Linked DNA regions of Homo sapiens: region 1 is linked to region 2. Evidence: chromatin loops called from intact Hi-C (ENCODE). Cell type or tissue: mammary epithelial cell. All regions are shown on one strand.

Region 1 (8,000 bases), 200 kb before region 2:
TACAACTGAAAGACTTTCCAGTGGCCAAAACTGAAACAGTTTGACAAATAAAATAAGCAAAGTAGCATTCAAATATCACCAAAAATGTAAAATAAATATCTATGAGTCCATACCGATGTAAATACATACAAAATATAAAATAGAATAGGACAAATCTCCTATGCAGAATTGCAAATGATTTATGTAGCTACCCCACCCTTTAAAAGTTGAAGAGTAAGTCTCCACTCCTTAAGTAAGAACTGTATGTACATAGTGGCTTCCTTCCAAAGGGTACAGAATGGAAAAGGGAGGAAACAGCAAATTTACAGTGAAGACACAGGACAAATACCACCCCAGACAGGTGATCAAATTTAACACCAGGCTTGGCGCGGTGGCTCACGTCTGTAATCCCAGCACTTTGGGAGGCCGAGGCAGGAGAATCACTTGAACCCAGGAGGCAGAGTTTGCAGGGAGCTGAGATCACGCCATTGCACTCCAGCCTGGGCAACAAGAGTGAAACTCCCTCTCAAAAATAAATAAATTAATTAATTATTAAAGTTTAATATCAGTAATAATAATTCATGTTGATAGTTGAGAATGGCACTTTACCTCCTCCCAACACCCAGAACTCCAGTCTAATCATGAAAACAAAAATCATACACATCCTAATTGAGGGACATGGTACAAAATATCAGGCCAGTACTCCTGAAAAATCGTCAAAATCCTAAAAAACAAGGAATGTCTGGAAACTGTCATAGCCAAAAGGAGCCTAAGGAGACATGCAACTAAATGTAATATGGGATCCTGTGAGGGATCCTGGAACAGAAAGAGGTCATTAGACAAAAACTAAGAAAATCTAACTAAAGTATGACTCTAGTTAATAGTAAAATATCAATATTGGCTTATTCGTTGTGAATGTAAGATGTTAAGAAGAGGGAAAATTGGGTCTAGATTATTTGAGAACCCTTTGTACTATCGGTACAATTATTTTGTAAATTTAAAACTTCTAAAATTAGAAAGTATATTTTAAAAGTGACCAGATGTTGGCTGGGTGCAGTGGCTCACGCCTGTAACCCCAACACTTTGGGAAGCCAAGGCAGGCAGATCACGAGGTCAGGAATTCGAGACTAGCCTGGCCAATATGGTGGCACCCCGTCTCTACTAAAAATACAAAAATTAGCTGGGCATGGTGGCGCGCACCTGTAGTCCCAGCTGCTCAGGAGGCTGAGGCAGAAGAATCACTTGAATCCAGGAGACAGAGGTTGCAGTGAGCCAAGATGGCGCCGCTGCACTCCAGTCTGGGCGACACAGAGAGACTCTATCTCAAAAAAATAAAAAAATAAAAAAGTGACCAGATGTTAAATCATGTCCAAAATACAATTGGTTAGCATTTCTATAATTCTCCAGTTATAAACATCAAGAATAAAAATAAGAATCAAAGTGTAAAATATGTATTTATACCAAAATAATCACACTTTAACATATGTACATACATGATACGATACCATATAGGGCAGAAAATAAAACTAATATTTTCCAGCAATTGTAAACAGAAAAAACATGCCCAGGGCCTCAATGAAGAACACAGCCCTCTGATTCTACATTGCCTTTTTCCCTTTATCTTGTCTTAAGCAGATTAGAGGACTCTTCTGAATATTAATACATTTTAAACCTGGAGGCACATTTGGCATTATATTATAAAACAAAGATATGTTTATAGACCAGAAATTTAAACAAAGAGACACCACTGTGCTTCAACAAAGCTTATAATAAAAATACAGAAAAATCTATGTATGTATATGCACATATATATATAGAAAGGAAGAAAGAGAATAGGGAAGTTGATCTTTATTCAAAATGTACAAAGCTATAGTTACAGCTTTACATTTCCTTACTATTTCCCTTTTAGGTTATTATCTGTATCCCCTCCCCTTCTTTTTATTAAATCTTATTTCTCATTGTAGAGGCTTAATGTATACTAAGAAAAATAGTTTCTAGTATCAGAAGACATAGCTCTAGTAATTACCATAGAGAGAACTTGAGTAAGTAATATATTTTTCTAAGGCTCAGTTCTTCCAAATTAAAAATTAGTTTTAATAATTCTTATTGCAAGTGAAATGGATAAATTACATGAAAAAAGCATTTTAAACTATTAAGCACCACACAGATATTACTTGTTAATTAACCTAGATTCAAATATTTTATTCTAAAATATACTAAAATTTTCACCTTGCCCACTTAAGATTTAAAAATACTTCAATGATAAAATCAGCATTCTTTTATTAAAAGGAACTATAAAATAGCCAGATGTATTCCTTTTAATAGAGATGTGCTTTCAGTGAGGTATTCTGGGAAATGAAGCAGGACTTTGACAGGCAGAGATGGGGCTGGGCAATATGAGCTGAGGATTCCCCATGGTCTGGTAAGGAAGCCGACTTGGAAGTTAGCTGGAAATATAGTGTGCAGTAGACCAGTTAAAAACATTGGTGAATTAATATGCGTAAGGTTACCATTAATAATAATAATAAATACCATCTAGTGTTTACTTTATACAAGGCAGTTTTCAGATGTTATCTGATAAATGCTCACGACTATTCAAGGTAGAAATTATTTGCCTATTTTGCCTTATTACATATAAAGGGATTGGGGTTCACAGGGGCGAAATGATTTCACAGGCAGTGAAAAGTCAGTTTTCAGAGCCTTATCTTTGCAGATGCATTCTTTCTATTACTGTAACCAAAGACTATGCTGAGTATATATTAATATATACAATTATCTGACTGGGATAATTTATTTATGGCTCCGGTTAAAGATTTCCTCTTACCAAAAAATGTAAAATAAGTTCATATAGTCACATGGGTCACGTAGTTAATGCAAGTTTTAAAGTTAGCACGCTCATTTCCCAACTTCCCCCGAATTCTTGAAATTTACTAATGCTATTTCAAAATAGCGAAATGCACTGTTAAATTTCTTCTAGATTCTTAAGGTGTATTCTGACCTAAAAAATTAAGCAAACCGTCCTTTTAATAGGATCAAGGAGTTTATAGAGTTTAATAGTGAAGCCATCTCTTTTTCACTTGAAGAAATCCAATTCTGCATATTTTGCTTGCATGATTTGATAACGAAATGTATGTCAAGGATGAAAGACTAAAGGTTGAGCTTCATCAAACTAAGGAAAAATATTTAAGATGTTTTATGGATAGTAATTTTATAAATAATGTCAAATTCTTTTCTGGAATTTCCTATGCCTATGGTGAGAGATAATATAAATCTGATATAATCAAGAACTAGATTTTTCCCTATTATATGTAAATGTTAACATTGTATAGACTTGATAAGTTATCATTGGAATGGATACAGATTATTCCAAAATATTTAAAGTTTAATCTATATGTTTTCATGTTATGATTGACAATAATTTTAAACAAAATGTTTTTAATAATAAAATACATTTTAGTGCAAAACAAGATTACTCTTCGAACTAGGTATATTTAAACATCTATACTTCCCTTGAAAATCCTTGTTTTTTTATTTCTAAAATAAATGCTTAACATTTATGATATATGTATACCATAGATTATATTTTCCATACTGCAGCCAACTAGCTCACCATAATTATAAATTTTTTATATCTGTGCATATCATTTACCAATATTTATGTGTTTTGTTAGACTAAAATCTAACATTATTTATACAAATGTACTATACATAGACTTAATAATTGAATGCACTTATTAAGCACTCAATAAATGGTAGCCTCAAAGTAATGATTATCATTATATTAATGAATGTCCACTAAAGAATATAATTTAAATGCTTATTATCTTATGCCCACTCTTATATAAGGTCAACCAAAAAATTCTCTCCATATTTTACCTTAATTAATTCCTGTTCATTCTGCTTTCAATAGGACAGACATCCTTCAGATTTCTTTATACTATGATTACCCTGCAATCTATCTTAAACATAGCTATCGAAACTTCTTCTTAAATGGCCCTTCAATTGTGTCACCTTTCTCAAACCTCAGCAATTGCCCTCAGTCGCACTCTGGCCCAATAACAACTTTGTCCTCACCTTCAGAATTGTGTCATTTTTTTTTTCACTCTGGTTATTGTTCACACCTTACAAATCTCATCAACTGCTTTTTGACCTACTTGACTATTCTCTGGGCTATTCATTCTCTTAAATATTATTTTTATATACCAATGAAAAATCTACATTCTTAAGTAAATATTTTCCACATCAGCCATGATTGTTCGATCTCTCTCCTAATGTGTAACAAATAAATTTCTAGGTGCTTAGCCTCTAGCTTCATGCCACACAGAGTATGCAGTGTCAGCTACTTCATAAGCCACCAAGCCGCCTTGACTTGCCTGCATTATCTATATCACTGTTTGGAGGGCTGTTGTATATTGTTTGCAGTTTGTACACTTCACAAAGACTCCAACTGAGGGGGCCAGTGGGAAATGACATTCAATCCAAGCTCTCCTTGTCATACTATGAACCCTAGCTTGGGGCTGTATCTACTGGAAGAAGGAATGCCTTTTATTTTGCTCCTGTCCACTTGCCTAGGGTCACCTGGAGGTGGCACTGTTTTCTATTTCAGACAGAAGTCACCCAGAGGTGGCACTGTTTTCCATTTCTGTTTCTAATGTTATTTCAGACAAAAGGTGTATAAAGGCCTACTCTAACCCTGTAACTGAGGTCAATATTTCCCACTGTAAAATTTTCTGCCTAACTTAATCCCATCCTAATAAAGTCTCTCTCATATCCTCTATTAGAATGAGGCTTCTTTGATGGCATTAATGAAGTATTAATTCGACAACTAGGTTCTAAATATCCATTGTGTCCATTATACTATGATTACAAAACATATGAACAATCTGTTATTAAACAACTCATACTCTGATTAGGGAGCTAAGCCCATGCATGAAACTTTTAAACAAATATATACCTTGCTTTGGTGTGAAGTCTTCCAAACAATGAAAGAGAGACGTGTGGAGGTTAGAATAACTAGAAAAGACTTCACAGGGGAAACAGGTCTTAAACTGGACTTTGAAAAAGGAGTAAGATATTACTAGACTGTAGGAAGAAATGAAGACATTATAATAACATAAAAAAATCCTACAAGTGGTATATCATACGTATTATGTGTTCAGTCTTTAAAAAATATATAGCTGCAGAACTGGAATTCTTAAAGAACTAGACATGGTAATGAAGATTAATATATTGAGATCGCCAGGGTAGAATTTTAAGTTCAATCTGTTTCCCAGATCTTTAGAGGAGGAAAAAAAAGAAACAACGTAGTGTTTGTATTTATCATCTGCAAACCAGATGGTTATGGCAAGGGGTGTGGACATTCAAACACATTCTTCCCTGCAAGAAACCATGTTGCTGTGATGCAAGACTCTTGGGCCTCTGAAAACAGTGAACATAAAAGTACTTAAGAATTTTCTGAACAATTCAAAAACTCAAAAGACAGACAGATGAAAGAGAAAAAAAAGGTACAGTTTGACACACAGTTTCAGTAAACAAGTACATAGTTGGGTATTTGCTTAGTTTTACCTAGTTAGGAGAGTACAAGTTTTGTTTCTGAGCAAGAATCTTCTCAAAGGAGAGGGGAGAAAAACAATCAGTGCTTATTTACTGTAAATTTTGAATTAGAGAACTGGTCTGTGTTTGTATAGTCATGTATGTTAGCTTCATAAGGACACTGTAGGTTGCAGTATCCTTGTTGTACCCATACAATGCTGAATGAGTGAGAACAAACAAAAATATATGTGCATACATACATATATATGTTATATGTATATATTATATTTATATATTTTTCAAGACTGAAAAAATCCATTTGCCATCTTCTTGAATTAAAAAATACATATATTTTATATATATACTTTTATCAGAGTTTTTTAATCCTAATGAACTGGGAAGATGATAAGTGCTTATAATTCCAACAAATAATGTGAAACACCAGATGCACTAACCAGTCAGCGTGAGTAGAACATCCTGAGCAGTAAGCACAGTTGGGGCACTAAGCAGGCCTGACTTGCTAATGTAGATGAAGAATTCTCCATTTGGTTCTGAGTGGGAACAGATGCTTCATATCTTTTAGAAAGGAAATTACATTCTACAGAAGAGGAACTCAACACTGCCAAATTAATAAGATGAGAGATTTCATCATCTCCTGGAATACATTAGCATGCAATTTTCCTCTTGTTCCAATGATCCTTTCTGAACTAGCCCTTCTTAGAGTTTAGAACCTCATGGAAGCCCGAGCTGACCTAGTCTACAACCAGAATTGCCTTCAGAGCATTGCAAAATACTTTCTTAATTCCTATATGTATGAAACAGTAGAAGCCATGAGTGTTTCCATGTTTGTATAAAAACTTTCTTACTTCAGACTCTGAGTAAGCGGGATGTGAGAACACAGAAGGATTCTTGCACTTAGAAAGGGTTAGAAACATGACATGGGAACTATACTCCAATAGAAATTTTACTTAAATGAGTAAAGTAATGTGAAAAATTGCACACGTCAGGAATTAAGAATGATACATTTCTTGACCATCTCTTTCTTCTTGTTTATTTTTTACATGGATTCAAGGCAGCGTTCACTGAATTTCCTATTTAAATAGTAAAATACAGTAATGCAAATATACTATAATTCCCTAAAATAATACAACTAAGCTTAAAATATAAAATATTCACTTGCATAACCCCAAATATCTATTGAATATCTAATTTACAATTATGTATTGCTATTTGGATCACACACTAAAACTTTATGAACACAAAAACCTGACCTGCAATTTTCTTGCTATATAATCAGTGTCTATTATATTGCCTAGATCATTCTGGGCTCTTTAAAAACTATGGCCAATTAATGAGCTGAAGAAGATCTTATTCAGAAGGATTTTTATTGGGCAAGTACCATATTTTAAAGAAAAATACATACTTTTCTAAGCTACTTAGAGTATAGGGGAAGACCCATATAATAGGTGAAACCAGGCTACAAAAGTATATGAGATAAGGCATAATTATTATTTTCTGAAAAGGAAAAAAAGGAGAAAATAGATAGATAGTCCTTAATACTGTGATCCTTCTTTAGAACCAAAAATCTTCAGTTAAATTATTAAATTTCCAAAAACTTGACATGAGTGGAGTTTGCCATGTACATGAGTGAGGTAATGACTCTCACATCTGGACTCATAAAGAGCAAGACAGTAGAATTACATTGAAGGCAAGGACCAAGGATTTAGGAAGGTTACATGCAATTTAACTGAAAAGGCACCTACAACTAACATCTTGATTAGAATGATGATATCTTCATACATTGATCGGATGAACAATGAAGGAAATGGGAAAGGTATTCCAGAAAGATCTGGGAGAAGGTACAGTTGTGAAATTTTACCATTTAGTAAGAATTGTACTGCAAAAGAAAAGAAAAAGTTCAGTGGGAAGTGAATGAAGATAGAATAATTAGGGATCAAATTATGAAAGGCATTGGTTGTTAAACTAAAAAATATGAACCTTACTTATTCTATGGGCTACAGGGACACTATTTAAGCAAAATTATCTAAATAGTGTATAACAAGAAAGAAAGTGAAAACATTGGATAAAGTATAAATAAGGTGAATTTATATTGTAATCCCATCATAGACATACAGAATGCACATTGGAGTACAAGAATACAGATGATTACAGACATCAGTTTGCCAAAATTGGATTTTCCGAGTCTAGGCAGACTTGAGCAGGAATTGATGAAGGTTGTATCATGGGTGCCCACTTCTGTCTACACAGTATTCAAAATGATTAAGCCTAGCATTTGGCAAGAAAAAAGGAATGCCATATAAAATAATTTAATTTTAGTAAAGGGAACTTAGGAAAATCTGGCCATTATTAAAAAAGAAGTAAAAAGAAATAGTTTAAAATAAAATGAACCACGGGACGTCTGGAGACTATTTTAAAATACATCATTAGAAGCCCAAGATGAATTTTTTGTCATGAATCATAAAAACAAG
Region 2 (8,000 bases):
ATTAGCCTAATTTCTCCAATTTCCTATCAGGTTTTTACTTTTTCATCTTTCTATTTTCTCTGTATGTGCCTGAAGACAGACATACACAGAAACAGGAGAAAAACTACATATGACTTACACAGACAATGTATGACATGCTTGAATTTTCTGCTTGGTCTTAAATTCTCTCGTGTTAAAAAAAACAGTCATTTTATTTTAGGACAAAAATTTACCATAGTCCATAATTTGAATCAACCTTTAGATAAATTCTGAATTAGACAAAATTATTCTTTTTTCATAAGGACAGAAATTCTCTGGCACATTTTATATACAGAATTATATGTTAACTACAGTTCTTATTCTTAGTAACCTTAAATTTTAGTGAAAATCACTAGGAAGTAAGAAATCCTGAACTATCAGATATTAGTATTTTATATTTGAGAACATTCTACAGTTTTTAAAAATACTTTTGTCTATATCAAAACCTTTTTTAAATGAAAATGACCAGACATCCAAAATAATTTGGATGACTCATCATCAAAATAATTAAGATTTTAAATTACACAAAAAGTTCACCTACAAGCATTTATCCTATTTACATGTACTCAATTCTTTAATTTTTTAAAGTTTATCTGGATTACTTCTGAAAACTGAGACATTAGACAAAGCTAGTGGTTAGCTCCTCGTTAACCATTTCATAACCTGAGAATATCAGGTGTTCATCTAAGTAAGAACCTTAAATCCATGGGTATTTTTGCTAATAACTCAGAAGATTCAACTGTCTTTATTAAACTAACAACATTAAATTTGTCCAAAAAGTCACACAAAGGTTACTTGTGTTTTGGCTGGGTTTATAGTTTTATAACCTTCTGTGCCAAACCCTGACACCTCAAAATATATAGAAGAGACAAATATAAAACGTAGACAAAAATGTATGCTGACAACTCCAAAGACATTTCTATTTCTATCTTAATAATTTTAAAGCCAGCTTGTTTATTAAAGAATTACTTAAATCATGTGAACTTGAAAATTGCTTGGACTTATTTACTTAATTTACGACCACTATTTATAAGCCAATTTAGTAGACACAACATATAACATAATAAATGTACATACACATAAACACATTGAAATGTGTATACACACACATAAACAAAGATCCAATAGCTTTTATCTCAGAACTCCAGCCATGAGATAGCAATAAAAACTCATTGTTTTATGAACATGTTTACATGGCTAAACTTTGCCCCAAGAGGTAATCCAATGAAGGATATGAACCAGAATGTTGGACGAAACAGTTTCCATGGCAGTTTGAGTTTTAAAGGCCAAACCTTCCCAGACTTCAAAAAACTCTCGGGTCAAACAGCATCACAGAAGAACCTCATGTACTTACAGACCTGAACCTGCTTAGAATAGCAGCATAAAAGCCTGGATACACAGAACTCCATCCCACTTTCCTGTTCAATAGCAATGAGGCTTATGGAGATGCCAAACCGCTCCAGACACCAAAGAATATTGGGAAGTATACTGACACACACACATAAACAAACAATCACCAAAGCACAATCCACCTGCTGCAGCAACAAGCAAGTCCCAAGAATATCTAAACTGAAACAGTCAGGATGCTTCCTCTCTCCATCGGTTGGGCTTGTTCATCCTGCAAATGGAAATTCTTTTGGAATTCCCCAAATTGAGAAGAGCACATCCCCCTGTCTGGTACCCACAAAAGACACTAACCTATCCAGACGCAGATGTCAAATATCAAAGGCTACTCTTCCTAGGCAATCAGGAATGTAGTTGGGGCTGGCATTAGTGGGACCAAAGAAAGAGAGACCAAGACTCACCTCCAGCCAAAAATGGGCAGGTAGCTGCTTAGGAGGGCTTCTGAAACCCTTTTGGCCTGTAGCAGCCAAGCCACAAGCAATGTATGCCTGGTCAAGGAACCAAAATGTGTTACTGAAACACCAGAGGTTCAGACTAGGTCCCGCTACTCATCACACAAAAAGCCAATTTTCTAAGAGGAGTATTGCCTGGAAAAAGGCTTTATGCATGTGCTGCAAAAGGAATTAGGGAGGGGTAAGAAAGAGGAGTTGGTCAACAGGTAGCAGGAGGTCAGTTAGTCAATCACGACAGGTGAGAGGCTATGATTCAGTTCCCCTATATTATTTGAGAGGCCTGATTATTGGTCTTACAATTTTAGATGTATAAGATAAGACAAATGTAGCTCCTCAAGTTTTAAGACTGAGAGGGTTAATTTCCAACATCAGTTCTATGGAACAATTGGGCCAGTTTCACCTTGGTATAAGTCAAGCAAGATATATGTGGATGCAGCAGCTTTCCAGCAGGCAGCTGGACATAAAGATCTGGAGTTCATGGAAGTGGTCTAGGCTGAAGATATGGATTTAGGAGTCTTCAGAACATAAATAGTAGCAGAAGGCCTGAAGGTGGGCTAAAATAGGATCATGTGGGGGAGAAAATATAGCAAGAAGGTCACAAGACCAGGAGCAGAGCTCTGAAGACCACTGATATTTAAGATTCTACCTAAGGGATATGAGAAATAGCAGTAGGAGGAAAAGGAGGATAACTTATTAGATAAGTATCTCAGGAAAAAAAGGGAGAATTTTCAGGAAGGAAGGACTGATCAAACAGTATTAATTGCCATAGAAGTGGGTCAAGTCAAAATCATAAAAATATTTATTGGATTTGGCAATATGGAGGTTACTGGTGAACCCACTGGTTGTTCAAATAGAGAAGGGGCAAGAACCAGATTGTAGAGGTTAAATAGGGAAGACTTGAGAAAATAAGATAGTTAATGTAGCCCAATTTATGCAAGCACTCCCATGAATAGAAGGAGAGAATAGTGACAGATCTAAGACAGTCAAAATGACATTAATACATTGACCTAAGTCATTATATTACATTACATTACTCCATACTAGTAAGTGTTAGTTGACTGAGTGTGGATGTATGAATAAATATTAATTATAAAGAAGTAATTGACTTTAATAGAAAGGTAACAAGTTCTCCAACACTCTTTTCCAACTTAAGTTCATCAGCATAGTACATTAATATAATGATGATTAGTTTAAAAAATCCTGGATTAGTTATTTCATTTATGCTCATTTCTTGCCAAATGCTAGCAAATGCTTGCAATGGATACATCTAAAATCATGAGCAACTATAGGCCGCTTGAGGCAAAGTAAAGAAAATTGGATTGGGGTCCACCTCAGGTTTCCAACCACTCACATGTATGATGTTGACCAAGTCTCTTCATCTCTCCAGCTCTTAGTTTGCTTTCTGTTTAATGGAGTATGAGCTAAACAAGGATAGAAAATAGACAGCAAGTCATTTCAGTAATTGTAAAACCTAACTGGAACTCCAGGATAAGATCCTTTTGCAAGGAAAAATTACTATCAATGTTCATACCAATTTTTGCTTTGGTGACATTTGGAGCTATGTATACATTTCATAAGATATACTCCATATCAAGCCATCAAAATCGTCACATATATATGACATGCTAAAAGCCCAAATCAAAAAAGCATTTTTAAAATATAAATCAGAAACACAATGGAATTAATTTATTTGCTTTTACTATTTTTAACATTACATATAATTTAAAATATATATGACTATGTACAGATATATTAGACAAGTTTAGAAAACAGAAACCAAATTGTTTCCAACAGAGAGGATTTAATGGAAGAAACTGGTTTCACAGGTGTCAGAAGGTTGAATAAGTAAAGTCACATAAAGGTAACTCAGGAAGTAGCTACAATGCCTGAGGTTAGGGAAATAAATGGGAAAAGATGGGGATAACAGGAGGAGGAGCCACCAGACCTGGTGCTCTAAGGAAGAGGCTTGGGTTGGCTGCTGCTGGCTCTCTGAGGGAAATGTTCAGGCATTTCTGGAAGTGCCAACAGGAACTGGAGGCTGGAGCCACTTCCACAATGGAGGCCACCAACTAACGCTTAGGAGAACTGCCATTTTAGAGTTGAAGCCAGCAAGAATAAAACAAATTTTAAAACAGGAAGGAAGTCTTGTCTCCTCTTCCAATCCCCATTCCTCAATAACTTCAAGTCTCACTCCAATACTTTCAAAAAGCTGCCAAGGGAATCAGAGGTATGAAATCTGCAAAGTCACAGCCCTAGCATTACAAACTAGTGTCAAAAAAGGAGGACACGTTGCTGAGAGACAGCAGGCAAATTACTTGCACAACTTTGCTTTTTAAGAAAAGTAAAGGTTAATTGCATTGTAGTTAATAGCACAAAAATTAACATTGAAGAAAGTATCTTGCAAAACATGAGAATTATGGGGACGCTTACATGAACAAATAAGCACATATAAGCAGAAAAGAGAAAGTTGTCCCATGATTAGGAACAGAAAGCAGAAAGAGGGAGGTAAGAAAAAAATATGGACTTCATGGAAAAGATTTATGTTAAAAAAGGAAAAATGACACTAATGTTAAAATACAATAATCATAATATTAAAAGTTCTATATAATTAAATTAGGTTTCAGGTATGAGAAATTGACCATTATATTGGTGCCACAAGTCATCATGAAATGTCTAAAATCTATGATTACTGGGCTTCTAGGCTCATGGCATTTGCTTTGTCAACAAGTGCCCCAGAGTTAAGATAGACCAATAGTGACATCTGCTGCCATGGACTTATTTTTAAAAGGGCCAGTCTTGACATTTGCAAGTTAAGATTCCTGCCAAACCACTGGCCTTCTGCTGTGATGAGTCAGCATTTCTGGAACTCCTGTTTGTCATCTGTGCTATTAGAAGATTTTCTAAGGTGAACACAGAACATGGGAAAATGAGAGAATGTTTGAAAATGTAACTAAAACAAACAAAAACAGTAGGGACAGAGGGAGTAAGTGACGAGACAGAAACTTCACATTGTCTTTTCACATCCTGTTTTTCCTTTGGCTAAGTAAGTCCCAATTAATCTTGCAGTTGTTAGCAAGCATAAGCATGTTTTCAGTGAAAAGAAGGATTAATTTAACTGTTGCCAGCTTCAGTAGATTCCAACCCAAAATTTACAGCATAATATTTAGACCAGAAAAAAAAAATAAAAGTCCAACAACCAAAGGAGGGTATGTGGGAAATTTTTAGAGCAACCCTTGCTTAGGAAACCACTTCCTAGCTAAGTGTTTACCTTGATTATACCTCTTTCAACATCTGCTGACCCTCTGCTTCTTCCTTTTTCCTTTCTGAAAGGCAAGAGAACATAAGGTTTGAATCAAAAATATATTTTTGATATTTAAAAAAACATATTATCACCAGTGTAAAGTGGTCAGTGTGGCTCATTTATATGAACCCACAAATATTACCTCAAGAAAATCATGAGTTAATTTATTTGCTCTAGAAAAAAAATGGCAAATTATATGAATCTCTACCCCAGTTATGAAAGAAGATGAACAAAAGAGACAGATGTTTCAGCTGATGGAGAACTGAATTAAGAGTTCTGGCTAGTACACGTTCTAGTTATGAAATAAGATGAACAAAACAGACAGATGTTTCAGCTGATGGAGAACTGAAGTAAGAGTTATGACTTCTAGTACAAGGTTCTGACCATGCCTCAATGTGTCATCTTGAGGAAATTACATAACTTCTCTGAGCCTTAGTTTTCTCTTCTGTAAAATGAAAGGATGAGGCTATATGAGGGATGAAAAAATGGGATGCAACTCATTTCCCTTCTTGGGTTAACTGGCAATAGTTGCCTATGAGTTAATTGCTGTAACTCATAAGCTGCACCCAGACTCCATGGAAAAGAGTGCTGACTAATTGGCAGGGTCTGCTGTGGACAACATAAATGTGAGCAGCTGCATGCACATCACACAGATATCAATTCACAAACAAGACAATTTATTACTTTTTCTTTAGCTGTAGATTCTGTTACCAGCCATCATTTTTAGTGCCTACTGTATTTTAGCTGTGCAAGATGCTCTAAGAACATTATTTCTAATCTTCACAACATTTTAAAGACAAGAAAACCAAGCCTCAGAAAAATTAAATAATTTTTTCAAAGCTGTATAACATAGCTGGACCCAATTACTAACATAATCTCCCAACATTCTCCATTATAAATAAAAACTTCTCATATTTTGGATCACATCCCCTAGCCCTCTCAAAACACAAAAGCTATATTATAACATAATTGTGTCTTGTCAGATGATTCCTTAATACATCTGTATACCTACCTAAAGAAAGGATAAAGGTTCAGACATGAAATTTGGCTGGCCTACATAAACATAAAGGGCAGGGGAGGAGTCTCAGGGCAAACATGGCTAAGAAAATGGTTTTTTCCAACAAACAAACTGAATGTATGCTGAAAATTAAAAGTGACAAAGGAAGGAACAATAACTAAAAGTCATGTTTAACTTTAAAGCAAATAGAATTCTACACAAATAAAATTAGAGGGATACCAAATCCAAGTTGAAAAGAACCATAAAAACAGGATACTGTGTATTGACTCAATCTGGAAAGCATAGCTGACTTAATTGGTATAGCAATCTGGGGTGTAGCAGACACACATGGATGTTCAATAAACACTATTTGATGGTGATGGTTTATAAGTAATTCAGACAATGGATTCCTGTTGAAAAATATTTTTTGAAGCTTCTTTAATTAGATACAATATCTTGTAAATGTTTTAGGTTATGTTGTTTATGTTTATGTTTAGGTTTAGGTTTAGCTTATGTTGTTTAGGTCCAGGTAAAGTAGAAAACAAACACGTTAACTTTTTATTGGAACAAACTAACTCTTCTCATCAGATAATAGAATCCTCAGAAGTTTTTAAAAGTAGCATCACAAAATTGGTCTATATTGACTAGTTACAAAATTACATACTGATGCTTTCAAAGTAAACACTTAGAAATTTACAATTGCCTTTGGAAAATTACTCAGCAATATGCATTAGTAAAAAAGCTTTAAGAAAACCAGATGCAAGAATTAAACCATGGCAGAAAAAAATGAGTGTTAGTGGTTAGATTGGATCTCATATCAAAGCACCTTGTGTTCCTGTAATTAACAGACTAATTTATTCATATTATAAATATTTATTCTTCACTTATCATGTACTCAGTACTCCAGCAGTCACCAAGAATATATTTATAAAATAAAACAGTCCTAACTTTGAGGAGTAGACATCTAATTAGAAACAGGCATATAAATAAATTAAAATACAAAGTGACAAGTAAATCAACTGGATTATATTTGACGTACATATGTATTACATGAAAGGGAAGTAATTAATTTTCTCTCATGTGATCAGGAAACGATCAGAAAGACACAGAAGTACTGGAACAAAATGAAGGTCAATCTGTTTCTTAAGACACTATTAATTGACATGTTGTTTACATAATACTAAAATAGTCAAAAATTTAAAACTTTAAGACATAGACTTTTAGACAGGCCCCACTCATATATAAGAAAGCTCTAAAAAGAATACAGTCAATAACCACACGAAAAATAAAATGTATATAATTACATAAAGCAAAGTGTTGCACTATTTTTCATCCCTACTATTCCAAGCCAATATCATTCCAAGGTGTGAAGGCCCGTCATGATAACATGCACTAAGAAAGTCAACACAGGAAAGTCCTGCAGAGTGTTATTCCACATGGCTTTGTGACTAATTATGTTTGTGGAATGAACTGAGCTGTGGTCATGGGTCACTTTCAGCCGGGCCAAGAGAATGTTTCCAGAGTGTAATTGTTCTGGGCATCAAGGCACTTTACAGCATGTTCCCAATGCCTTTTGATACTTTGTGGCCAGGAGACTGCTGAGAAAATATTATTCACCAGAATTAGACCAGACTAGTCAACCTCCTGGTTATTACATCTCCATGTCAACACAAGCCATGTCTGCAACCAAATTTACCAGATGTTTCTAATTTCTCTACCTTCTGAACTACAAGTTGAATTTTTTTTCTGACTTTGAAATATTTTAAACAAAGGACTTTCTGTGATGTCTCAGAAAAACTCACAAAATTAAAACCCTGGCTAATATCAG

What was found. Hi-C counts contacts between places; a loop is a spot of excess contacts. Peaks named below come from ENCODE experiments on the same cell type or tissue, not always from the same donor. Only the 100,000 strongest peaks of a DNase experiment are listed, where the experiment ranks them.
Region 1: a loop joins it to region 2, with 7 times the contacts of the local background. A loop is called at or near these places in 12 of 110 quality-filtered maps.

Annotation. Positions count from the first base shown.
Region 1 is chr2:189,138,769-189,146,768 of GRCh38, forward strand. All of the region lies in intron 1 of COL5A2 (collagen type V alpha 2 chain), which reads right to left. Among named protein-coding and RNA genes, the nearest start is that of MIR3129, 9.7 kb to the left of the region's middle. In mammary epithelial cell, a CTCF peak has its summit at 4,563 (motif pointing right); no DNase peak of the experiment used is centred here.
Region 2 is chr2:189,343,000-189,350,999 of GRCh38, forward strand. It overlaps a transcript of COL5A2 not described here. Among named protein-coding and RNA genes, the nearest start is that of WDR75, 94 kb to the right of the region's middle. In mammary epithelial cell, a CTCF peak has its summit at 4,640 (motif pointing left); DNase peaks (open chromatin) are centred at 4,702 and 7,682; H3K27ac peaks cover 1,076 bases.